Linked DNA regions of Homo sapiens: region 2 is linked to region 1. A link is a loop called in an ENCODE intact Hi-C map of the cell type or tissue named here. Cell type or tissue: stomach. All regions are shown on one strand. Each heading gives the region's core, and the rest is flanking DNA. Links, peaks and the distances in the headings are about the cores only. Region 1 overlaps LINC02136 (long intergenic non-protein coding RNA 2136). Region 2 holds the start of MARVELD3 (MARVEL domain containing 3).

Region 1 (9,629 bases), core at 639-8,638:
ATCAGCCTAATGGCTAAGGTCGGCATGACCAGAAACTACAAATAACATCTCCGACCAGAAACATTCCAAACTCCTCCCCAACCAGAGACATGCTAGCCCCAAGATAACCCCCCTCTGGCTGGGAAGATGCCAGCCCCAAGATAACTAACCTCCCTCCTGCCGGAAAGACGTCAGCCCCAAGATAACCTCCTCTCTGCCCAGAAACATTCCGACCCGGCTATAGACTTCTCCCTGACCCAAAAACATTCCAAGCTTGTGATAAGACCCTCACCCTAAAACCAATATATACTTTTAGTCTGTAACAGAAAGCGCCCCTGACCAAAATCGGCCAGAAGCCCCTCCAGGTTTTATCTAAAGTAAACCTGTCTTTAAAAATTTCATGTTTTTTTCCTCTTTCTTTAACTCTTACACAAGTGTTCATCAATCCCTGATGCCCATTCAGGAACACTCCTCAATCCCAGACACCCAAAGATACTGAAGTCAGGTTCTTTTCCTTTTTCTTTTTTTTTTGTCTCGCTCTGTCACTCAGGCTGGAGAGCGGTGGCGTGATCTCAGCTCACTGCAATCTCACCTCCTGGGTTCAAGCGATTCTCCTGCTTCAGCCTCCCGAGTAGCTGGGACTACAGGTCTCCATCTCCTGACCTCGTGATCCACCCGCCTTGGCCTCCCAAAGTGCTGGGATTACAGGTGTGAGCCATTGTGCCCAGCTGAGGTCAGGTACTCTTTTTAGCGAGTATTCCCATTTTAAAAAATCTTTTTAAATAAAAAGAACCTGGCTCCAAAAAAACCATTTGCATGTATGATACCTCATTGAAACCTCAGAGCCATCCAACCGGGTCAGGTCTACCCGAATTGCCATGGACAGAGAACAAGACTGGGGCACCGAGAGGTTTAGATGACTTTTCTGTGGTGACACAGCCAGTGAGTGGCAGAGACACAGGAATGCCACCCCACCCCTGCTCTGGCCACCACCGGCACTCCAGGTTCTGACACCCCATGCCGTGGAATCGCACGGTGGGATCCCAGCTGACCCAGGGTGCTCCGTCTCCACCCTGGCTTTCCATCTGGCCCACACAGGTGAAGTGCAAAGGCTGATCTCAGAGAAACCATCAGAGGTACTATCACACTGCCTCATCAGTGACAGTCACTCTCCTGGCCAGGTGCATGGGCGTGGATGTGGATCACATCAGGTGTGGAACAGAGGCAGCGCACTCCTCGAGCCCCAGGTGTTTGTGGGAAGCCAACCATACCCTGAATCTCTCCTAGGTACAGGTAGGCCCAGGTGCAGCTCTGACAGGCTCGCCACTCCCGGGCAGGAAACCTCCCAGCCTCAGTCAGCTCCTCTTAATCAGCCCCTCTTCATCTCCAACCAGGATCACCAGTCTGCCAGGCCCCTTCCTGTGCTCCTCAGGAGGCCAGCAGTCTGCCAATATCTGGAACTTAATGAAATGAGAGTAAAAGTGAATCCCTGAGGTTGCCTTATTTTTCCTCCATTGAACCTCTTTCCAGTTCCCTCAGTCTCTCTCTGCCTTTGTTTTATAGTAAGAGGCTACATTTGGACCAGGTGAGCTACTGGTCACGCAGGAGTCGATCTTGCTGTCCTCCTCTGGCTGGACACTATGGCCTGGAACTGACTTCCAGCTCAGGAGTTTGAGCCCAGGAAGCTTATCCTCTGTTTTCACATGCTAGTAGTCACCCTTTTGGTCTGATTGCTGTTGAAAACCACGCAATACAACACCTGCAACTCTGTCGGAAGCCTGTGACAATCAAACTGCATTCACCCAGACTGTGTTCAGAGGCGCATATGTCTTAGAGTTTGCAAATGCATATATTCAAGTCTAAAATCTGTGTTTCAGAAAGCAACAGCCAACCAGATTTAGCAAGTCCCACCCATTTGCCGTAGGTACACCAGACCAATTTTTTAAATGAGTAAAACATTTTTTTTTTTTTTGAGACTGAGTCTCACTCCATCGCCCAGGCTGGAATGCAGTGGCACGATCTCAGCTCACTGCAACCTCTGCCTCCTGGGTTCAAGCGATTCTCGTACCTCAGCCTCCCAAGTAGCTAGAATTACAGCATGTGCCGCCATGCCCAGCTAATTTTTGTAGTTTTAGTAGAGATGGGGTTTCACTATGTTGGCTAGGCTGGTTTCAAACTCCTGACCTCGGCCTCCCAAAGTGCTGGGATTACAGGCATGAGCCACCATGTCCAGCCAAAACATTATTTTAAAGCTAAGCTCCCCACCCTCTTGCTATTCCTTTGGTTCCCCTCTCTCCCCGGGACAAACCCCATTCAACTCTAACATGCATCCCATCTCTGGATATTTCTCACTGTTACAAGGCAGTCATGTAGCCAGGACCACCGTGTCCTGATGTCTAGTGTGTTTGACAACTAACAGAAAAGGGATTTGGCGTTTTTATTTTATTTTGAGACTGAATCTCACTCTATCACCCAGGCGCAATCTTGGCTCACTGCAACCTCCACCTCCCAGAGGCTCAAGTGATTCTCCTGCCTCAGCCTCCCAAGTAGCTGGGATTCTAGGCATGCACCACCACATCCAGCTAATTTTTTGTATTTTTAGTAGAGAAGGAGTTTCACTGTGTTGGCCAGGCTGATCTCGAACTCCTGACCTCAAGTGATCCTCCCACCTCGGCCTCCCAAAGTGCTGGGATTACAGGCATGAACCATGGCGCCCGGCTGGAAAAGAGATCATCCTGTCCACAGCTGGGCCCTATTCGGGATCATCTCTTAGGAGGGCCCTAGCTCCTTTCCTGGACTGTATCTTGTCCCCATGATTGAACAAGGGTGGCTTTCAGGAAGAGGATGGGGAAAGTCCAGCCCAGAACCAGGCCCTACAGCAGAAGGCAAAAAAAAAAAAAAAAAAAAAAAAAAAAAGGTGATTCCCTTGACTCTGGCCCCCTAAGGGCAATGTGAGCCCCCCAAAACCATGAGTCCAACTCCCTGTTGTCTGGGGAGCAGCACCACAGCCCAGGATGGCTTGGGGGATGCATTGGATGAGGGAGAAGCAGGCCCACAAAGGGGAGATGAATGTGTCAAGATCACACAGCCAGGCAGGGCACAGTAGGGACTAGACCTGTGCTCAAGGTACTGGGCCATTTTGCATTTCTGAATGGGCAGCAGCATCAGAACCTTCATACTCCTCATACCACTGACGGCAGGCTCTGTGCATGGGGATATCCTTGACCCTGCACCTGGCACAGAGGGAAGCCAGCCAGCTGCGGACAGTCACGCCCTGGGGCTCTGAGCTGCTCCACTGCACCTGGGGCATCCTGCACCGGGGTGGACAGTTCCCAGTCAAGACGACGAAGACTAGGAGACCCGACCTGGGAACTCTACGTGGCGCCAGAGTGCCCCCTGCTGGCTGACCGCCAAGCAACCCAAACCTCACGTCTGCATCTAAGACTTCTCTTGACTCCCGCCCAGGAGAGCTGAGGGTTGGGTTCAGCGCCCACCTTCTCCTAGGAAGTTTCTCCTGGACCTGCTCTATCCAACCTCTATCTCAGCTGCCGACTACAGGGCCCCCTGCTGTTTCCAGTTCCTGGCCCACCCAGAGTTTTTCCTACTCATGTGGGCTACCCCCAGGACACTGGGAGCGAGGCCCTTGTTTAAGGAATCGTCTTCAGCATCACGGCAGAGGAGGAGCCCACCCATGTCAGGGTGAGTGCTGGGGTCTCAGGGAAGCCCGTCCACCATGGGCAGCGACATTATTTTCCCAATTGTTCTGCGATTCCCATCTCTCTTGGGAACAGGGCTTGCGCTCTGACTGTGAGTGAACAAGATGACCACAAGGGGGCAGCAGAGACAAAAAGCTTCGCCTGAAAACCATTTGCTAAAGTTCTCCACCCACGAGGTAAATCAGTTCCCAGTCCTGGCTGCACACTGGATTCACCTGGTGAGCTTTAAACACTACCGATGCCAAGTTCCCACCCCTACAAATGCTGAGTTAATGGCCCTGGGGTGCCATCCTAACATCTTTTTACAATCTCCCAAGGGAAACTTTAATTTAAAATGCAGAAGGCAGTGGAGGAGGGAAAGAGCGACCTTTCAGGCCATTCTTCTATCGGGCTAGGGCTGAGGATCACTGGGTTAGACCCTTGTTAATGCAAAGCGTGGCTCACGGACCACCAGCATCAAGGTCACCTGGGAGCTTGTTAGAAATAAGGACCTGCCCCAAACCTACTGAGTCAGAATCTGCAATTTAACAGATTCTCCAGAGAATTCATCTGCATATTAAAAGTCTAAGAAACTTACGGTCCTCTTTACCAAAAAGGCACTAGGGAGGTCCTGGTCCAATGCCATATGTACAGTCTGTGGATGCACAGATTAAAGCCCCGAGGCAGGAGTCCCTTTGCCCAAGGTCATTGGCCATGTATTCAGTGGGATGGCACAAACCTGAAGGCCCTGACTCCAGGACCAGTGCACCTTCTCCCACAGCACCCTGCTCCTCCAACCCAGAGGTGGGCCTGGGCACAAGAGGGCAGGAAATGGTGGCAGGAGTTTGGTGGGGTCTTTGAATTTCCCTGTTAGCACGTGTCCTGTGGGGATCCCAGGGATAGCTAAGATACCATCCCTGGCTCAAGGAACTTCTATCCTCATATCTAACTCTGGACAGACGCACTTGGTATCAGTCAAACACAACCTCTTACCTTGAGTCACGTACTAGAACCATCTCTAAATCTAGCAAAACAGAGGAGGGAGAAAAAGACTAGTTTGGATACGTAGCCTGGAAAGGTTTCCTGCAGTCCAGGCAGTGCAGGAGGAGGGTGGGTTAGGTTTCAGGGGCCAGTGGAGGAGGGGGCTGCATTTCAGACCAAAAGACCAAGATGAATGAAGGGTATAGATATACAGGAAAGGATCCACATGACCAGGGCATAGGTAAGGGCTGGGAAGTTGTGGGAGATAAAGCTGGGATGGGACAGGGGCTCGCGGCACAGACCAGACCCTAAAAGCAGGCAGAGCACTTGGCCAGGTAGAACCAATTCAGACCCTGGGCTGGAGGCCACAGAGAGCCATGGAAAGTGTTTGAGCCAGGAGAGGAGTCTGGGCCTTGGAAAGACCTTCCAGCATCAGTCCTGTCAGGTTTTGGAGATGATGCAATGAAGAGAGAGGCTACAGGAACCCTCATCCTGAGAGCTCACTGAGTACACGGATCAAGGCTCATTCATCTCAAGGTCACCAGCATTTGCCAGAGTATTAGCCCCTGGAAGGTGACCTGCAAACAACCATCTCTAAGGGAGACCAGCCTTTAACCCAAGGATGATTTCATTCTTAAGGTCCAGGCTGGGCACGGTGGCTCACGCCTGGAATCCCAACAGTTTGGGAGGCCGAGGCAGGCGGATCACTTGAGACCAGGGGTTTGAGACCAGCCTGGGCAACCTAGTGAAACCCTATCTCCACACACACAAATATATATATATATATATATATATATATATCCGAGTGTGGTGGCACATGCCTGTACTCACAGATACTTGGGGGGCTGAGGTAGAAAGATTGCTTGAGCCTGGAAGGCGGAGGTTGCAGTAAGTCAGGATCGTGCCACTGCACTTTGGGCTGTGTGACAGAGCAAGACCTCATCTCAAAAAAAGTAAAATAATTAATAAATAAATAAAACTTAAGGTCCAGAACAGGAAACGTAGGTCATACTCTTGGGACCTTGAGCTTGTTACACTGTGGGGTGGGGATGACCATAGAAATTCCCTTGTGAGATTACAGTGAGACTCACCTGTGATAATGCGTGTTACCTACCTGGCATCTAGGTGAGGCTCAATGTCATGGCAACTCCATTCTACCTGCTTTTCCCAGGGCTTCTGTGACTTTGCACCATCGTAGTAGTCTCTGGAGCCCCTTGAGATTTCCCTTCAATCTCTTCTTGCCTCCTAATTAACAGCAGCATTTATTGAATGCTTTGACCATATTAAAACACTTTGCATATGTGAACTCGTTTGGTCCTACAGTCATGCCTTGATTCATTCTCTAAATTTTTATTTATTTATTTATTTTTTGAGACAGAGTTTTGCTCTTGTTACCCAGGCTGGAGTGCAGTGGCATGATCTTGGCTCACTGCAACCTCCCCACCTTCTGGTTTCAAGCGATTCTCCTGCCTCAGCCTCCCAAGGATTACAGGCGCCCGCCACCATGCCTGGCTAATTTTTGTATTTTTAGTAGAGATGGGGTTTCACCACATTGGCCAGGCTGGTCTCAAACTCCTGACCTCATGATCCACCCGCCTTGGCCTCCCAAAATGCTGGGATTATAGGTGTGAGCCACCGCACCCGGCCCCATTCCCCAATTGAAAGATGAGAAAACTCAAGGGCAGAGCTGGCACATGAGCATAACAGGGACTTGAATCTGATTACTGGCTCAAGCACCCCTCTCCTAACTACTCTTTCTCATGGCCTCCAATGTGTGACTGACCAAGACTCTCCCCTGGCCACTCCATGACCCTCAGGCCACGATCTCCCTCCATAACTCCTTCTCTGACAGTTGAGGGGGCAAATCTCAAGTCTTTGTTCTGAGCCTTGGTCTTCTCCTTTGACCAACATAACCACATGTCCAGAGACCAGTGGGCTAGATCCACATGGACATCTGTCTTCACCTGAAACCCAACCAGCCCCAACTCTAGTCTGAGCCTTGGGCAGCTTGCCCTTGGTCCCTCCACTACAGTACTGAGTTCATTCTCTCCGGAAGTCTAGTTCATCAAGGCCCTGCTGGTTTCCACCCAGGACTGTGGGATCCTGGAGGACAGGCATCTGTCCTCAGGTGCCTCTCACAGCCCCAAGCACAGTAAGTGCTGGACTTACCTCTTCTCTAGCCAGCATCCCTCCCAATTCACCTATTTCAGCTCACAGTGCTACCCTCCATCCCTTGACCCATCCCTCTCCAACAGCTGCCTCATCCCCCAATGGTCCTCTCTGCTCAGAACCACTTTCACCTGCCTCTTAGATTGTTCACTCCCTGACATTCCACCCCACCAACTGCTCCTCCCTGCCCTCCAGCAGGCTCAGGTGAAATCCAACCCCACCCGTTTTTATTTATTTTTTGAGACAGGGTCTCCCTCTGTCATCCAGGCTGGAGTGCAGTGGCACGATCATGGCTCACTACAGCCTCAACCTCCCTGGGTCAAGTGATCCTCCCACCTCACCCCCCCACAAGTAGCTGGAACTAGAGACACGCACTACCACACCTGGCTAGTTTTTTAATTTTTTGTAGAGATGCGGTCTTATCATGTTGCCCAGGCTGGTCTCAAACTCCTGGGCTCAAGTGATCCTCCTGGTTCAGCTTCCAAAGTGCTTGGATTATAGGCATGAGCCACCGCACCCAGCCTACCCCTTGAAATTTAACCATACTCTGTCCCCATTCAAGTTAGTTTCTGTGACTTTCCCAGTGAACTGGAAACTCCTTGGGGGAAGGAACTGTGTCTACTTATTTTTGTCCCCACAACACTGTCCCAGTAACTGGCATATGTTTGAGGACCATTTTAATGTGTGTGTGAATTGTCCAAGTCTTTTCTCTTTTTTCTGTGGAGTATTTCATCCTCTGTCCCTCAATTTTTAAGAGTTCTGTATATATAAGGGAGATTAGCCCTTTGTCTGTGGTATGTGTTACAAATATTTTCTCTCAATTTTTCAGTTACTTTGGTTTCTGTGGTTTGGGTTTTTTGTTTTGTCTGGTTTGGTTTGGTTTGGTTTGCCATGTCCAATTTGCCAGAATTTTATTTCATTGCTTCTGGATTCTGAGTGATGCTTTCAAATCCTTTCCTTACACTGAGGTTAAGAGGAATTCACCCACGGACTTTTTCCCCCTAGTACTTACATGTTTTCATTTTTTACACTTAAATTCATGATCCATTTGAGTTTATTCTTATATATGCTGTGAACAATAGATCTAATTTTATCTTTTTTTAAAAAAAAAAAGACTACCCCATTATCCCAGTACCATTTATTAAAAAGTCTGGGCCAAGCACAGTGGCTCATGTCTGTAATCCCAGCACTTTGGAAGGTCAAGATGAGTGAATCACTTGAGGTCAGGAGTTTCAGACCAGCCTGGCCAACATGGGGAAACCCCATCTCTACCAGAATAAATAAATAAATAATACAAAAATTAGCCAGGTATGGTGGTGCACACCTGTAATCCCAGCTACTTGGGAGGATGCGGCACAAGAATCGCTTAAGCCCAGGAGGTGGAGGTTTCAGTGAGCTGAGATCGTGCCACTGCACTCCAGTCTGGATGACAGAGCAAGACTCCATCTCAAAAAATAAATAAATAAATAAATAAATAGTCTATCATTGCCTCTGAGATTTCACATGCCACCTTTATCATATACTAAATTCCCATTCGTACTTAGGTCTGTTCTGTACTTTCTATTCTATTCCATTGGTCTGTCTGTCTGTTCATGTGGTCAATGCCACACTGTTCTAATTACAGAGGCTTTATAGTTTGTTTTAACAGCCCATAGGGTGAGGCCCCCATTTTGGTCAGTTTTTCCCTGGCTATTTCAGCATGTTTATTTTCCATAGAAACTTTAGTATCAGCTTATCAACTCCATGAAACAAAGCTTATTGGTATTTTTATAGGAATGGCATTCAATTTATAAGTCAACTTGGGGGGAAAAGGGCATCTTGATGTTGAGTTATGATAGCCAAAAACAAGGGATGTCTTCCCACTCCACGTGCTTTAGTGTTTTCCAGAAGTGTTGTAAAATTTTCCCTTTATAGATTTTGCACATTTCTTATTAAGTTTATCCCTAAGTATTTAATCATCTTTGTTGCTACTATATGTAGTAGGGTGCTGCAGGGACCACAGCCTTTGCCACTTCCCTCTGGAGGCTGCAGCTCACCCGGAAAAAGGCTAGGGACACAGGAGACCCCCACTTCAGACTCCTCTCCTGCAGCTGCTGCCCCTCAGGCCAAGGAACAGCCCTCTCTGTTGGAAGGGAGCCCCCAGAACAGAGGCCATCCAAACCTGAGGCAGAGGGGGACCATATCCTCCTCACCAATCTAAGAGGCTTCCCCAAAGACCTCACCCCCAGCTTTTGCAGACCCAGCCTAGTGCCTGGGCTTCAGCTGAGAGGCTGGGGGGATGTTTTCCTTCCTGCCCCAGAGACTGTCAACTGAATCCTCAAAATGTATCTGAAGGAATGGGAGACATTCTAAATATACTGTTTGACTCTGAACAAAAAGATCAAAAGTTCAGGGACATTCTTTGAGGCCATCAGAGTACAAAACAGAAATCAGTCAAAGGAAGAGTCTGGGCTTCAACATATCAAATTAAATTCTAGTGAGGAAACTGCTTGTTAATTTGGAGCCAGTTAACAAGAGAAAACAGAGACAATGTGAAATATAACAAAACCATATGTGAGATTTAATAACACTTTCTAAGGTAAGAAGAGCTTTAAAGAATTTAAATGCAAAGGAGACACGTGGATCTAACTTCTGTCTGGCTCGGGAAGAACACATGAGGCTTCAGAATTCCTACAGGAAAAAGAGAAACAGAGAAACCAACATGCTGCCTTTAATGACTTCATCAAATGCCATGAGCAATCTCAGAGAGTCCTCCATGTCCTTTTTTGCAAGACACAAGAAAACGCCCATCTAAAAGATCACATT
Region 2 (9,629 bases), core at 718-8,717, 210 kb after region 1:
GCGATTGAGTTTCAACATATGAATTGTAGGGGCACACATTCAGACCATAGCATCCCCCTTACTCTTATAAAAACGCCAAGTTTTTAGCTGGGTATATGGCCACACTTCCCAGCTTCCTTTGCACTTATACATGGTCATGTTACCATCTTGGTCAACAAGAATTGAGAAGAATTAATATCTGCAACTTGTGGGTCTCATTCTTACAGAAGGAAAGCCCTTCCTGGTCCCCTTTCTTCCTCCCTCCCTGCAGACTGTAGTGTAGACATGGTGTTGGCCATCCTGGACCACGTAGATGAGGGCAATATCTAAAGGGTAGCAGAAAAAGAAGCTAGAAGGGGTGTGGACTTCTGACAATGTCACAGAGCAGAGCCACCAGATCAGTCATTTCCAAGAGAGAAATAACTATCTTGTTTAAGATACTTTTATGTTGAGTCTCTAGCCCATCCAGCCAAACTTATAACCTAACTATGACAAGCCTCAAAGGAAAGAGAATCACTCTGCATATGGAAGCAAGCAGAATGCACCTATGCAGGGCTCCAGAATGAGTATTCTCCACTCGAGGGAGCATCCAGGGAAGTGGGAACTTCAGGGGAGAGGTAGGTTAGACCAGGAGGCAAAGCAGTTATGTCAGTCGGTTCTTGCATTGCTTTAAGGAAATACCTGAGGCTGGGTAATTTATAAAGAAAAGAGGCTTAATTGGCTCACGTTTCTACAGGCTCTACAGGAAGTGTGTTGCCAGCATCTGCTTCTTGTGAGGGCCTTCGGAAGCTTCCAGTCATGATGGAAGGTGAAGGGTGAGCAGGCACCTAACATGTCGAGAGAGGGAGCAAGGGTGGGAGGAGATACCACACTCTTTTAAATGACCAGATGGATCTCTTGTGAACACAGAGCAACAACTCACTTATCAACAATGGAATGGTGCTAAGCCATTCATGAGGGATCCGCCCTCATGATCCAATCACCTCCCACCAGGCCCCACCTCCAACACTGGGAATCACATTTCATCCTGAAATTTGGAGGGGACCAACATCCAAACCATATCAGCAATTCAGCGACAAAATGAAGTCACAAAAACTGATAGGTGTATCAGGGTAATTCTTTTTTTTTTTTTTTTTGAGATGGAGTCTCACTCTGTTGCCCAGGCTGGAATGCAGTGGTGCAATCTCTGCTCACTGCAACTTCCGCCTCCCAGGTTCAAGTGATTCTCCTGCCTCAGCCTCCCAAGTATCTGGGATCACAGGCACGCGCCACCACACCTGGCTAAATTTTGTATTTTTAGTAGAGATTTGGTTTCACCATATTGGCCCAGGTTGGTCTCGAACTCCTTACCTCACGTGATCCGCCTGCCTCAGCCTCCCAAAGTGCTAGGATTACAGGCATAAGCCACCATGCCTGGCCTAGGGTAATTCTTCTGATGTCAAAAGAACAGAGAAGGCAGCTTCAAGGGACTCCCACTGGCCAAATTGGGGCAATTTTAAATATCAGAAAAACAAACAGAATTAATGGATTACAATGCATTATTAGGGAAAAAATGAGTCTACAGAGATAATAGTTTGCCTCCATTTTTTATGTCTAACTCCCAACAGCTTTGAAGCCTCATTCTGCTCCTGCCTTTTTATCCCACATGTGGTGAACTAATAAGAAAACCCAGGTATGCCCTTGGCACAGACAGGAAACTGACAAGAACCCTCACCCTAGTGCTACTCTCTAACCACAATAAAACCCCAAAGCCAGTCACCCCTTCCTGCTTTCTCAAACCATTTCAGACCTACTTGGAAACCTGCTCTGCTCTCCCCAGAAAGCCTCATTATGGCACTAATAAATATTTTTATTCCTTCATGGTATGTTTTGGGCATCTGTCTCAGTTTTGGAACCAAATTTTGGGTGTGGTTTTCAAATTGTTTCTGTGGGATGATCAGCTGGATAAGAGGGAAAATTCTTCTTTACAGGAGAATGTCAACAAATTAATAAATTTAGAAGAATTCATAGAATTAGAAACCATGACTTTGCAACTATCATTGCAATAATTGATTCAGGCAAGAAAGGTTGTGGGGAAACACATTGTCTCAAAGTTATTAAATATAAAAGTGGAAGTACTTTTAAAATGGAGAATATAGCAGACACCACCTTGCCCAAGTGATCAATTTGACATCACCAATAATGGGACAAACTGACATCTTGTGCCTCCTGATAGGATGTACCAAGAAGGATACAACATCACCTATTTTAATCTGCCTGCCAAAAATATTGAACATAAATATAATCATAAGGAAACCATAAGACAAGCTCAAAATGAGAGTCAGTCTGAAAAAAAAAAAAATAACTGGACTAAACTCTCCTAAAAAATCAGTGCTGTGTGGCCTGGCACAGTGGTTCATGCCTATAATCCCAGCACTTTGGGAGGCAAAGGTAGGCAGATCACTTAAGCCCAGAGTCCGAGACCAGCCTGACCAACATGGTGAAATCCCATCTCTACTAAAAATACAAAAATTAGCTGGGCGTAGTGGTGCATGCCTGTAATCCCAGCTACTCGGGAGGCTGAGGCAGAGAATAGCTTGAACCCAGGAGGCAGAGGTTGCAGTGAGCTGAGATGGCGCCACTGCACTCCAGCCTGGCAACAGAGCGAGACTCGTCTCAAAAAAAAAAAAAAAAAAAAAAAAAAAAAAAAGTCAATGCTGTGAAAGAGAAAAAAAATGTTGGGAAACTGTTACAGATTGAAGGAGACTTAAGGGAGACTAAACAGACATGATGATGATGATGTGACAATGCATTATTCACATATCATGAATAGTCCTTAATTGAATCCTCAGATTTTAAGTGGGGAGGGAGTACATATAAAGGACATTATTGGAATAATAGGGGAATTGGGTTATAGAGTATATATTCGATAACATAATATCAATGCTAAATTTCTGGATTGTGGTCACTGTAATGTGGCTGTGTAGGAGGAAGTTATTCTTTGGAAAAATATGTTGAAGTATTTAGGGGAAGAGCCATGTGTCTGGAATTTAGCACACATGTTTCATTTTTTAAAGTTTTCATCCATATATAGAGAGATGGAACAAATGTGGCAAAATGATAATAATTTGTGTATAAAGACACAAAACAAAGAGAAATGAAACTAAAAGGCAAGCTGGTTTGAGGGTTTGTTTATTCTGAAAGAGGTCTGCAGAAGTCAAGAGCGAAGGTCGAAGAGAGGAAGGGCTATGCTGTTCCACAAACCATCCTGTGTCTGCTTGTTTACCAGGCTTCCTCTGCATCCATAGTTGTCCCGGGTTCAGAACAGGGCTTTGCTCAATAAAGATTTGTGGAAGGTCCTAGAATTTGGCCCCATCCTCTCCACTCTGGGAAGAAAGGCTTCAGGGGTCACAGTAGCACTTCTGTGGGTTGGAGGTTGATGTCTTGTCACCCCCACCCTCTTCTTTTTCCTTCTACTCACTCATCACTTCTTAATCCTCTTGAGTCTTAGCTCTAAAAGTTAGAATTCCCTAGGGACTCTGCCTAAGGCCTCTTCTCCATTCTACTTTCCTCCTTTCTCTACTCCCACAGAGCATCTCCAGCCCAATCCTCTCCCCATATTTCAGACTCATATATTCAACTGCAACTAGACATCTACACTTGGATGAATTATAGCCATCTCAAATTTACCATGTCCAAAATGGAACTCTCTAATTTCCCCGCAAATCTGGTTCTGTCCAGTCTCCCCCGTCTCAGTGAAAAACCCCACCATTCACCTGGTCACTCCTCCCCTCCCCTCATTTCCCCACATCTGATCCATACTGTAAATTCTTCCCCAAAACTACAACCTGGATCTGTCAACTTGTCACTGTCTCCATGGCCACCGTCACCCTCACCTGGACTCCTTCAGCAGCAGCTTTGTAACTCATCTCTTCCCTCTACTCTGGGCCTCCATCATCCACCCTCCTCACAGAAGCCAGAGTGGTCTTTCAAAAATATCAATCAGAAAGGTTTACTCTCCTCCTCAAAATCTTCAATGTTCTCCCATTGTTTAGAATAAAAATGCACACTGTCGTCTACACCATCTGCCTGGTCCACTTCTCCAGCCTCAATTCATGCCCACCAACTCTACTCCCAGGGACCTCCTTGTCCAGCTCCCGCGTTCCTCAACCTTCTCTCTTTCTGGGACATTTTCTCAGCCTTCTTGTCATCCAGAACTCAATTCAAACGACATCTTCCCAGGTCTATATGAGGAAACCTGCCCTTCCCATTAAACTTTAGACACTGTCTTCTTTGTTTACTACCTGTTTTCCCTTTTCCTGACACACTAGAATGCAATCACCCTGCAAGCAAATTTTCCACTATATCTCCAGTACCTGCTAAAGCAGGTGCTCATACATATTTGCTGAAAGAATTAATTACCAGATGGCAATTGTATATATTTTGTAATATCCTTACTTGGCAGAATTAAAAGCTGCCAATTTTGTGTAAGTCCCCATTTTAAAAAACAGGGCTATTTGTAAGCCCAGGACTATTGTGATAGATGAACTGGCTGCAAGCCCCTTACAACATAGGTGTTATAAGGAAAACAGGAGAAGGGAGAAAGAGGGACAGTGGATGGGTGGAGGGAGAAGTGGAAGGTGGGTGACTGGGTGGATGTGTGGGTAGGTTAGTGGCCAGATGGATGGATGAATGGGTGAGTGGATGAATGGTGGATGGGTGGATGCGTGGGTGGGTGGCTGGATGGGTGAGTGGGTGGATGAATGGGTGGATGGATGGGTGAGTTGGTAGATGGGTGGGTGAGTGGGTGGGTGGATGGGTGGATGAGTGAATGGGTGGGTGGATGGATGGTGGATGGGTGGGTGAGAGTGGATGGTTAGGTGAGTGGGTGGATGGATGGGCAGGTGAGTGGGTGAGTGGGCGGATGGTAGATGGGTGGGTGGATGGGTGGGTGAGTGGGTGGATGGGTGGATGGATGGATGGAGGGTGGGTGGGTGGGCGGATGGGCAGGTGAGTGGGCGGGTAGATGGGTGGTGGATGGGTGGGTGAGTGGGTGGATAGATGGATGGATGGGTGGATGGTTAGATGGGTAGGTGAGTAGGTGGATAGGTGGATAGACGGGTGTATGGATGGGTGAGTGGTTGAATGGGTGGATGGTTGGACGGGTGGGTGAGTGGGTGGATGGGTGGATGGATGGTGGATGGGTGGGTGAGTGGGTGGATGGGTGGGTGAGTGGGTGGATGGGTGGGTGAATGGATGAGCGGGTAGTGGGTGATTGGGTGAATGAATGAGTGTCTGGCTGAGTGAGTGAGAGGATGGGTACCTCTGGGAAGGTAAATCCAAGTTGCAGTGTAAGTTGAGCCAGGGGAGGTGGCCACAGTTGGCTCCCTTAGGCCGCCCACCTCGTGGGGTCACCAAGGGGTTACTTCGGGGCAGAAAGGTGCGGCTGTGGGTCGCCCCGCCCGGGTTTCCAGCAGCAGCACCCCAGCCCCCACCCAGCACACAGGCACCCCTCCCGCCCGGGCCCCAGACGCGCTCAGGCCGCCCCCTGAGGGCGCCCGTTCTCAGGTGAGCTCCCGGACTAGCGCGCATGCGCACAGGTGAGTGCCCGCCCCGCCCCCGGGCTTGGCCACCTGCCCAAGAAACTTGTTGGTTGTTGCCCTCAGGTCGCTCCCGGGCGGGGACACGGAACCCGGCCATGGAAGATCCGTCGGGGGCTCGCGAGCCCCGGGCCCGGCCGAGAGAGCGGGACCCGGGACGGCGCCCCCACCCAGACCAAGGCCGCACCCACGATCGACCGCGGGACCGACCCGGGGACCCGCGCAGGAAGCGAAGCAGCGACGGGAACCGGCGAAGGGACGGGGACCGGGACCCGGAGAGAGACCAGGAGAGGGACGGGAACCGCGACCGGAACCGGGACCGGGAGAGGGAGAGAGAGAGGGAAAGAGACCCGGACCGAGGCCCCCGCCGGGACACACACAGGGACGCGGGCCCTCGCGCAGGTGAACACGGAGTTTGGGAAAAACCGCGCCAAAGCCGGACGCGGGACGGAGCCCGGGGACTGACCTGGGACGCAGCCGCGCCTCCTGGGCCCGCGCCCTGGGAAGCCCCGGAGCCGCCGCAGCCGCAGAGGAAGGGAGACCCCGGGCGCCGCAGACCCGAAAGGTGAGAGGGGCCGGGGCGCTGCGACCTCCGCGCCGGGGACACCTGTGGCCCAGGCCGGCCCGCGAGGCCCTGGCGTCCCCGGGTTCTCGTCCTAGGAGCCCGTTTAAATGAACAAATGCCGTTTCTCCCTTCTGCGCTCTCAGAGGCGACCTGGCAGGGAAGGAAAACTTTAGGGTTCCCCCTTCTCGTGGCCTGAACCCAACTAACAAAGCAAAAACCACCCCTGTGAGCAGTGGCTGGGCTGGAGGACCTGGAGAAGAGAAAGAGAGGCCCCGGGACCCGAGAGGGAGGGGTGGGAGGAGACCAGGCGGGTGGGGTTCACCCCAGGCTCCTCCCCGGCCCGGCCCGCATGGTCACAGGACTGCGCCTTGGGGTTCAGACCCTTGTCCCGTGTTCCAGAGCCAGCCCTTCCCGACTCCAAAGTCCCCTTCCTTGTGGCCGGGCCGCCCACTTGGGAAGCCCGATGAAGAGTTAATAGTTTAATGTGTTACCCCTCCCAGGAATAGGTGCCTTCAGAAACAGGTGGGCCGGCGCGGTGGCTCATGCCTGTAATCCCAACACTTTGGGAGGCCGAGGCGGGCGGATCACCTGAGGCCAGGAGTTCGAGACCAGCCTGGCCAACATGGTGAAACCCCGTCTTTACTAAAAATACAAAAACTTAGCCAGGCGTGATGGCAGATGCCTGTAATCCCAGCTACTTGGGAGGCTGAGGAGGGAGAATCGCTTGAACCCGGGAGGCGGAGGTTGCAGTGAGCCGAGATCGCACCACTGCACTCCAGCCTGGGCGACAAAGCGAGACTCCGTCTCAAAAAAAAAAAAAAAAGTCAGATGGGAGACGCTACATTTTTAACCAAAGAACAAAGTCTACGTAAAATTCTCCCACTGAAGGGTACAGGTTTGTTTTCCCTTTTGCCAGTGAGGTCTCTCTAGGCAGCGTCATTCGAATCCCACGGCTGCTTGAGACCGCACCCTCCTAATGAAAAAACTTTGCCATCTCTGCCTTGCACAGAATTCCCATAGGCCCCTTGTAAGGAGAAAGGTTCAGGGTGTACTGGAAGACTCTGTGAGCTAGGGGAGGGTGGGGGGGGAAGGGAAGACAAGAGGGGACCTGGTCCCCACACCGCCTCCTAGGGACCTGGTGTTTTTTCCATCCATTGAATACCCAGATAATGTGCCCCACACGGTGAACTGTGAGCAGATGGGATATCTCCCCTGCCAGCTCCAACAGGAGACAGGTCCGAGGTGACGACTGCTTCTGGTTTTTGACACCTGGCCTCTCCTCTAGGGAGGAGTCAGGCTCCCCTCTCCCAGGGACTTGGAGGCTGAGTCCAGTCTGTCTCCCTGCTATGTCCACACAGCGGGAGAGCTCCTATCCTGAGTTTATGTTACATTATCTAAAACTAACTAGCATAACAAAGGGTGCGCCCAGATACAGTCAAAGCTTCGCCCAGGGAAACAGCTGTTGTTTCCCTGACTAAAGCCCATTGCACTTGCAACTGCAGGACCTGGGAGAATTCAGAGCTGCATTTTTAGGTTTCTTTAAAAACCACTGTCCGAGCCGGACGCGGTGGCTCACACCTGTAATCCCAGAACTTTGGGAGGCCGAAGCGGGCAGATCATTGGAGGTAAGGAGTTCGAGACCAGCCTGGCCAACACTGCGAAACCCCATCTCTACTAAACATACAAAAAAATTAGCAGAGCGCGGTGGCGCACGCCTGTAATCTCAGCTACTCGGGAGGCTGAGGTGGGAGGACTGCTTGAACCTGGGAGGCGGAGGTTGCAGTGAGCTGAGATCTCGACACTGCACTCCAGCCTGGGTGACAGAGTGAGACTCCATCTCAAAACAAAAAAAAAAAAAGGAAGACTGAGGAGGAAGAGGAAAGGTGTCCCAAGGAGAAGAATAGCTTCTGTAGTAACCCAGAGGCATGGAAAAGCAGTCATCTTTTGAGGGGAAGGGGGTAGTTCAGTATGGCTGGGTCTGCGAGCATGAGGTTGTGAGTGTAGAGAGATGAACAGGGGCCTCCTGTGCATGCTAAAAGTTTGAAAAATTTCAAACCTAAGAGAGACATGATGTTCTAGAAAGACTGTGGGAGCCTGGCAAGTAGAATGCAGCCCCCTGTTGAATCTTGGACAAAGCCCAGGATGTGCTGCATAAAGCAAGGAGAGAAGGGACAGAAAATGCTAGGGCTGCCAGAGGAGGAAATGATGTGATGATGTCAAAATCCGTGGTCTGCAGCTCCCATGCTCCTGGAGAGTTATTGCTGACTCAACACTTTCCAAAGTAACAAAGGGAGGAAGAGAATGCCTGCCTGGGCATCAGAGTCATGTGAATGCAAACTGGTTTTGAAGAGGCCTGGTGCATGCTGAACTGAGAACTTGCACTCACAGGAAGGCAGCTCGCAGCTACCTGGTGAGACAGCTCCCAGGGGCAGACAAACCATCAGCGGTACCAATCACAGCATCTGTCACGTGGTTAGTGGAGCTGGGCCAAGTATTTGGATGTCCCGTGGGGCCACTAAACCAGAGAATTCTCTGGAGTTTAAAATACCGGGACAAATTCTATTTCTGTTCTGCTAATATTTGGGCCCAGCACGAGGAGTCAAGAGTTCTAATCCTGAACGCTATTGAATGAGACACCCCCTAATGACCATGTATGCTTTTTGGTTATAGTGAACCCCCTTCGGAGAGATATCTGCCCTCGACCCCCAGGCCTGGACGAGAGGAGGTGGAATATTACCAGTCAGAGGCGGAAGGACTCCTGGAATGCCACAAATGCAAATACTTGTGCACTGGGAGAGGTGAGCCGTTTTGCAGGCTGTTTGATCATTTACTGTCACTGGTGGTTCTGGAAGGGATGGTCTGAGCTGGTGAAGCAAAAATTTAAGCAGATTCCCTTGTGGGTTCCTAGCATTTTCATTTCTGTACTTGTGAGGTTCTTGTTTTCTTAAAAAAAAAAAAAAAAAAAAAGGAGGAACGTCTCAAAAGTGCTGCTAGATTTCCTGTGCTTCTCCTTAAACATGCCCTGGGTTTGCAAAGGCAAGCAGCCATGTTTGCAGCTTTCAGACTCCAGGTGGAAGTGCAGAGGCCTGTAGGTGGAACTGGCTATGAGCTGCCAGCTGTCAGAGGAGGGATCTTCTGGCGAGGCAGCTGAATTAACAGAGAGGGAAAGTCACCTGGCGTGGGCAGCCAAGTTGCAGCACCTGTTCTCCTTGAAGATCTGACGCCCAACATTTGATCAATGGCTTTTAAACTTTATTGACTGAGGCCAGGCACAGTGGCTCATGCCTGTAATCTCAGCACTTTGGAAGGCCCAGGAGGGAGGATCACTTGAGCCCAGGAGTTTGAGACCAACTTGGGCAACATAGCAATACCCCATCTCTAGTTTAAAAAAAAAAAAAAAAGGGAAAAAGGCTGGCGTAGTGGCTTACGCCTGTAATCCCAGCACTCTGGGAGGTCAAGGTGGGTGGATCACTTGAGGTCAGGGGTTCGAGACCAGCCTGGCCAAC

Evidence for each region. Hi-C counts contacts between places; a loop is a spot of excess contacts. Peaks named below come from ENCODE experiments on the same cell type or tissue, not always from the same donor. Only the 100,000 strongest peaks of a DNase experiment are listed, where the experiment ranks them.
Region 2: a loop joins it to region 1, with 2.6 times the contacts of the local background. A loop is called at or near these places in 69 of 110 quality-filtered maps.

Annotation. Positions count from the first base shown.
Region 1 is chr16:71,409,096-71,418,724 of GRCh38, forward strand. It overlaps LINC02136 (long intergenic non-protein coding RNA 2136), which reads right to left. Exons shown (of 3, transcript NR_146574.1): 2 at 5,770-5,900; 3 at 1,346-1,439. Among named protein-coding and RNA genes, the nearest start is that of LINC02136, 13 kb to the right of the region's middle. RefSeq lists enhancers at 2,927-3,428, 3,502-3,591. In stomach, for the core only: CTCF peaks have their summits at 3,770 (motif pointing right) and 3,974; a DNase peak (open chromatin) is centred at 3,816; H3K27me3 peaks cover 5,838 bases.
Region 2 is chr16:71,620,574-71,630,202 of GRCh38, forward strand. It overlaps MARVELD3 (MARVEL domain containing 3), which reads left to right and starts at 5,611. Exons shown (of 3, transcript NM_052858.6): 1 at 5,611-6,123; 2 at 8,794-8,921. The coding sequence starts at 5,657. LOC105371334 (a long non-coding RNA gene) reads right to left here and starts at 808. Exons shown (of 3, transcript XR_933717.2): 1 at 706-808. RefSeq lists a silencer at 6,432-6,481. In stomach, for the core only: no CTCF peak of the experiment used is centred there; DNase peaks (open chromatin) are centred at 5,578 and 6,478; H3K4me3 peaks cover 1,842 bases; H3K27me3 peaks cover 5,534 bases.